Linked DNA regions of Homo sapiens: region 1 is linked to region 2. Evidence: chromatin contacts called from ENCODE Hi-C or POLR2A ChIA-PET data. All regions are on one chromosome and are shown on one strand. Each heading gives the region's core, a stretch centred on a gene start or an enhancer-like site at or near the end of the contact. The rest is flanking DNA. Distances are from core to core; before and after follow the strand shown. Region 1 has its middle 18 kb from the start of HCK. Region 2 overlaps TTLL9 (tubulin tyrosine ligase like 9).

What was found. Hi-C counts contacts between places; a loop is a spot of excess contacts on that map. ChIA-PET counts read pairs that join two places held with the same protein, here RNA polymerase II (POLR2A). Pooled maps may share reads with other maps.
Region 1: a pooled map shows a loop between it and region 2 (2.2-fold over the local background). The contact joins two enhancer-like sites. A Hi-C loop is called at or near these places in 2 of 50 pooled maps. POLR2A ChIA-PET finds 5 or more read pairs at or near these places in 4 of 52 experiments (Panc1, RWPE1, T-cell and 1 more).

What each region holds. Positions count from the first base shown.
Region 1 is chr20:32,032,952-32,036,391 of GRCh38, reverse strand. No RefSeq gene overlaps it. Among named protein-coding and RNA genes, the nearest start is that of HCK, 18 kb to the left of the region's middle. RefSeq lists an enhancer at 1,060-1,239. Within about 2 kb of position 1,696, at least 5 of the 41 ENCODE cell types and tissues checked have a DNase peak (open chromatin) inside an H3K27ac peak, as active enhancers do.
Region 2 is chr20:31,893,432-31,896,632 of GRCh38, reverse strand. All of the region lies in intron 3 of TTLL9 (tubulin tyrosine ligase like 9), which reads right to left. Among named protein-coding and RNA genes, the nearest start is that of TTLL9, 24 kb to the right of the region's middle. RefSeq lists an enhancer at 1,498-1,547. Within about 2 kb of position 1,357, at least 14 of the 41 ENCODE cell types and tissues checked have a DNase peak (open chromatin) inside an H3K27ac peak, as active enhancers do.

The sequences.
Region 1 (3,440 bases), core at 447-2,946, 140 kb before region 2:
CTCTTCCTTCCTCTTACCCCAGCTCAGTCAGGTCTTACCATCTCTCATGTGGTCCTGGTTCCAGCCTCCTCCCCACTTCCCTGCTTCCAGACGCTCCTCTGTTTTCCTATTGATCCTCCTCTCCAGCAGCTTGATTCGCTTCAAGAAAATGCAGGTCCCCTGGCTTGTTCCCAGGTGGGGCACCTTTGTTCACGCCTGTAATCTCAGCACTTTGGGAGGCTCAGGCGGGTGGATCCCTTGAGCTCAGGAGTTCAAGACCATCCTGGGCAACATAAAGAGAGCACGTCTCTACAAAAAAAATTTAGAAATAGCCAGGCCTGGTGGCGCACACCTGTAATTCTGCTACTTTGAAGGCTGAGAATGGCTTGAGCCCAGGAGCTGGAGGCTGCAGTGAGCTTTGATTGTTCCACTGCACTCCAGCTGGGTGACAGAGTGAGAACCCGCCTCAAACAACGATAACAAAAACAACAATAACAACAACAAACATTAGATAGCCTCCCATTGCCTATGCTTCCTAGCCTGCCCTTCAAGGGCTTCTAATCTATCCACTTCTCTGGTTTCCTCTCCTGCAACTCCTACCCACCCACCTCGTCCCCCACCTCACACACTCCGTGTTCCTCCAGCTATCACAATGGTCACTAATTGAGCACTTTCTACATATACTTTTACGTGAAATATCTTAAGACTCATGACAATCTATGGGATCTACGAGGGTGAGGCTATTATCAACCCCACTTTACAGATGAGGAAACCAAGACCCAGGGACATTTTAGGGGCTTTCCCAAGGTCACCGAACAAGCAGATGGCAGAGCTCGGATTAAAAACCCTCCGACCCTCTGGCCAGGGAGCCTAAGTGCTGCACGAGTGCTAACCGGTTGCCAGTCCTAGAGCACGCCATGCTCCTTCAAGCTCCCCTGCCTTTGCTTGTGCTGGGTCCCCATCTGGAGGGCTCTCTCTTCTATTGTTCACCCACCAAAAACCTTGTCCTTCAAGCTCTCGCTCATGGCTCACCTCCCCTGTGAAACCTTTTCCAGCTTCCCCAGAAAGAGCTGGTGTCTCACTCTTTGACTTTACAATTGAGAACTTTGTGCTATGATTATCTGGGAACTGTTTTCCCCATCAGTGTGCCCCTCAGTGGGCAGACTGTGCTGTATCTCCCTCTAGTGTCTTGTGCAATGCCTGGCACAGAGCAAGTGCCCTCTAAATGCTTGGCGGCTGAATGACAGTGGCCCCAGGACTCCTGCTCCTGAGCACATAGTTGGGAAGGACTGCTGGGAGCTGCCAGTGGAAGTGGGGAGTGGGTAGGAAGTTTCAGGGCCCCACCTTGGGAGAGGCGTCCATCTACGGCAGCTGGAGACAATTTTACCACTCACGTTTGGGCCAAGACCGTCCCCAGGGGATCCAGCTGGTGGGGAAGTTCCATACTTGCACTACCCCTAGAAGTCCTTGGGAACCAGCTATCCCACCCCTAGGGGGTTTTCCCCTCTTGTGATGTCAGGAACTGAACCAACAAGGGAAGCAATTCCTGGCAGGGTCTCTGGATGCTACAGGAGGAAGTGTGGCCAGAGTCTCCAGACTCAGTGCCTGGGTTGCCCCAGACAGTGCCCTTTGGACCCCAGGAACTAAGGGGTTACATGGCTTTGGTAAGAGGGTAGTTCCGGAGCGGGTGGGGACTTCCTTGGGGTGTGAGGGAAATTACCCCATCCCTGGAGCTGTGGGGTAAGAACTGTCTGTCCCAGTGCCTCTCAGCAGCCCTGTCACTGTGCTGTGGCTAGGATTTTCGGCAGTTTTTGAGCTTTTCTTGGAAAGCCCCAAGGCCTTTAAGAGAGACTCCTATATCTTTGGCCCCTGTCCCTACCCAACCAACTGTTCCCTCTCCGGCTGCCTTGCTCAGGAACTTACTAAGGCTCCCTGTAGCCTCAGGTCGGAATGCCTCAGGCTACGGCCACTACATCCCAAAGTCTCAGAGACAGGACAGTAGAGAGGCTAGGGACATGGGCTCTGGGTTAGCCAGACATGAGTCCAAAGCCCAGCTCACTGTGTGACCTTGGGGTATTCACTTCACCTCTTGAACTCCAGTTCCTTCATCCAGAAAATGAAAATAAATAAAATCGACAACCTCAAAATTAAGGAATTTGCTCAATAGAACAAGTTTGCCCAATGGAAGCCATCACAAATCAGTTGTTCTCAGAGCGGTCCCTGGACCATCAGCATCACCTGGGTACTTGTTAGAAATGCAAATTATTGGCCAGGCACGATGGCTCATGCCTGTAATCCCAGCACTTTGGATGGCCGAGGAGGGCAGATACCTGAGGTCAGGAGTTTGAGACCAGCCTGGCCAACATGGTGAAACCCAATCTCTACTAAAAATACAAAAATTAGACAGGCATGGTGGCGCATGCCTGTAATCCCAGCTACTCAGCAGGCTGAGGCACAGAGGTTGCAGTGAGCTGAGATTGCGTCACTGCACACCAGCCTGGGTGACAGAGCAAGACTCTGTCCCCCCAAAAAAGAAAAAGCAAATTTTCAGGCCCTTCCCCTTCTCTTATGGAGAATCTCTAGGAGTGGGGCTCAGACATCTGTGTTTTAGCAAGCCTTCCAGGACATTCTGATGCCTGCTGAAGTTTGAGTACTGTCACAGATAAACTTGACAGAAGGCAAATATATTAGGTGAATATACCTGGAACATCAACATCCAAAAGGGATTAATATCTAAAATTTATAAACTACTCTTGCAAATCAATGAGAAAAAGACAGGAAGCCCAGTAGGAAATGAACAAAAGATATGAACAAGGAAGTCACAGAAAGGAAAGCTCAAATGGCTGACTAGTATAGAAGGAAGTTATAAATTTCAGGATTAACAGAGAAATGCAAATTAAAACAACTTGCCACCTTACACCCACACTGAATGCAAAGTTACAAAATCAGATGATGAAAAATCTGATGAAGATGTCGGGAAACAGCATCCTTCACTCACCGTTGGTGAAAGCCATTCTGGAAGAAGTTAATGAAATTCAAAACCTGCCCTGTGATCTAGTAATTCCACTCTTGGATTTAGAGCCCAAAGAAATGCTCACATAGGCCCATAAGTTTCATGTACAAAAATGTTCATCAATCACAGTGTTGTTTGTGGTAAGAGGGAGTTGGAAGCAACCTGGGTGTTCATCTCTGGGGAGATGGATAAAGAAAACAGCGGATGCTCAACTCGAAATATTTTGCAGCAGTTGGATGCAACAGTGAGATTTTTCAACAGCACATATGTAGGTATTTAAAACATTATAGGGTGGCTGGGCTTGGTGGTTCATGCCTTTAATCCCAGCACTTTGGGAGGGCGAGGCAGGAGGATCACTTAAGCCCAGGAGTTCTTGCAGTGAGCTGTCACTGCACCATTGCAGTCCAGCCTGGGTGACAGAGCAAAAACCTGTCTCTAAAAATTTTCT
Region 2 (3,201 bases), core at 108-2,607:
GCTTGAATTGGGGAGGCAGAGGTTGCAGTGAGCCGAGATAGCACCACTGCACTCCAGTGTGGGCGACAGAGAGAGACTGTCTCAAAAAAAACCAAAACAACAACAAAAAAAACAATGTAATCAGTCATATTAACAGACTAAAATGGAGAAATCACATGATTATATCAATTGATGCAGAAAAGGCATTTGACAAAAATTAAACACTCATTCATTTAAAAACTCTGAGAGGAACTTCATCAACTTGATAAAAGCATCTTAAAAAAACTCGAGCTAACATTATAATTAGTGGTGTGTGAAAGTTGTCAGATTCAAAATGGAATCACTTGTGTCAAACCCTGGCAAAATAGGGCCAGGGGGCCGGGCTAGGTGGCTCACGCCTATAATCCCAGCTCTTCGGGAGGCTGAGGCGGGCAGATCATTTGAGGTCAGGAGCTGGAGACCAGCCTGACCAACATGGTGAAACCGCGTCTCTACTAAAAATACAAAAAAATCAGGCCGGGCGCAGTGGCTCATGCCTGTAATCATAGCACTCTGGGAGGCTGAGGCAGGCAGAACACCTGAGATCAGGAGTTCCAGACCAGCCTGGACAACATGGTGAAACCCCATCTCTACTAAAAATACAAACATTAGCCGGGCATGGTGGCTGGTGCCTGTAATCCCAGCTACTGGGGAGTCTGAGGCAGGAGAATCGCTTGAACCCGGGAGATGGAAGTTGCAGTGTGCCGAGACTGTGCCACTGCACTCCAGCCTGGGCAAGAGAGCGAGACCCTGTCTCAATAAATAAATAAATAAATAAATAAATAAATAAATAAATAAATACATGAATAACCTTACTGTTCCAGAAGGCAGAGGGACTGAAATGGGTTGGCATGGCTGCATTCCTTTTGGAGGCTCTATGGGAGAATTTGTTTCCTTGCCTTTCCCAGCTTCTAGCCGGGCATGGTGGCATGTGCCTGTAATCCCAGCTACCCGGGAGGCTGAGGCAGGAGAATCGTTGGAACCTGGGAAGCAGAGCCTGCAGTGAGCCGAGATCACACCACTGCTCTCCAGCCTGGGCTACAGAGTGAGACTCCATCTCAAAAAATAAAAAGTAAAAAAATAAAAATACAGAGCCAGGAAAGGTCATGAAGGGAGGAGTCTCATGCATGATTTGCCAGATAATAAGAACTTTCACAAGAACATTTTCCAAACCACAGCTTCCCACATGAGACAAGAGTACTGCTAACAGCACAAGGGCAGCTAGCAGCTAACACAGGAACACTAGCCTGACACGGTTTCTCAGGCCCAATCCAAAACTGCAAGGGCCTAACAAGAACTCCGAGACTCCAAGTCCTACCTAGCAACTACTGACACTCACCAATCTGCTACTGAACTCGCCAGCTCTCATAAAAAACACTGCTAGCGCCAATGAACTTTCTTTTGAAACAACTTACGTAAATCTCCTCTTTCCCCAAGAGAACCCTAAACTTTTCCTTTGTTCTCAGACATGCTGGGGGCTGCCCTAGTCTATGTGGACATCCTGGATTGCAGTTCTACTTCTTGTATATTATTCCCAAATAAAACCTTTTTACTTGGAGATTTGTCTCTATTTTTTTATGTTGATGGATGAAAAACTGGAGTTGGAGACCAGACTGGGCAACATAGTGAGACACTGTCTCTAAAAATAAAAATAAATTAAACAATAATCAGCACTGCAGCCCCACATAGCTCAAATACTAACAAGCTCAAGACGGCAGTGAAGGAGGTTGGATTGGAGTACACGCAATTTAATTAAAGCTGCAGCCCAACCCATGTTCAACTCAGCTTTAGGAGGAATCTGAATGATCAGCCCCTAAACCTGCTAGTCAGAGGAAGGAGCTCGCATACTCTATAAAGTGTGTGTACGTATGTGTGTGTGTGTGTGTGTGTGTGTATATACATGTATATATATATAAAGTGTGTGTATGTATGTGTATATATGTATATGTATATAAAGACTAAAAAATTATGATATACAATTGTTTTTCATACACAATATCCAGAGTGCAGTTCTAAAAATATAACACATGCAATAGCAAAGCAGGGAAATGTAATACATAATCAAGAGGAAAAAGAGCCAACTGAAATAAACCCATAAATGACCCAGTTATCAGAATCATTAGAGAAGAAATTTAAAAATTATTATAAATATGTTATAGGATTTATGGGAAAAGATGGATACAATGTGTGAATAGATGAGTTACTGCAGAAAAGAACCAAATGGCCAAGTGGCTCATACCTGTAATCCCAATACTTTGGGAGGCTGAGGTGGCAGGATCACCCAGGAGTTCAAGACCAGCCTGTGCAACACAGTGAGACCCCATTTCTACACAAAGTTTTAAAATTAGCCAGGCATGGTGGTACGTGCCTGTAGTCCCAGCTACCTGGGGAGCTGAGGTGGGAGGATCACTTGAGCCCAGGAGGTTAAAGCTGCAGTGAGCCATGATCGCACCACTGCACTCCAGCCTGTGTGACAGAGCAAGACCCTGTCTCAAAAAAAAAAAAAAAAAAAAAAAGAACCAAATGGAAATTCTAGAAGGGAAAACTATAATATCTGAAATTGAAAGTTCAATGGATGTGCTTAACAAGAGACTAGGCATTGAGAAGGAAAAACCGTACATTTGAAAACAGTCTAATTGAAATTGTTCAAATTGAATTAGAGAAAAAATTTATACATGAACAGAACCTCAGTGACTCGTGAGATAATATCAAGCAGTCTAACATACATATAACTGAAGTTCAAGAAAGAGATGGGGAAGAGATAGGACAGAAAATATTTTTTGAAGAAATGATGGCTAAAAAATTTTCCAAATTTGATTAAATTATCAACTCACAGATCCAAGATGCTCAATTAACCCCAAGCAAGACAGACACAACGTAAACTACACCCAGGTAAACCATAGTCAAATTGCTGAAAAACAGAACAGTCTTAAAAAAAAAAAAAAGCCTGAGGAAAAAAGACACATCGCATAGAGGGGTGAGGGTGGTGGAGAGTGGGAGTGGAAGACAAGAACAGCTGACTTTGGCTAGGCGCAGTGGCTTACGCCTGTAATCCCAGAACTTTGGGAGGCTGAGGCAAGCGGATCACCTGAGGCCAGGAGTTCAAGACCAGCCTAACCAACATGGAGAAATCTGGTCTCTACTAAAAATACAAAAATTAGCCAGGCGTAGTGGCGGGTACCT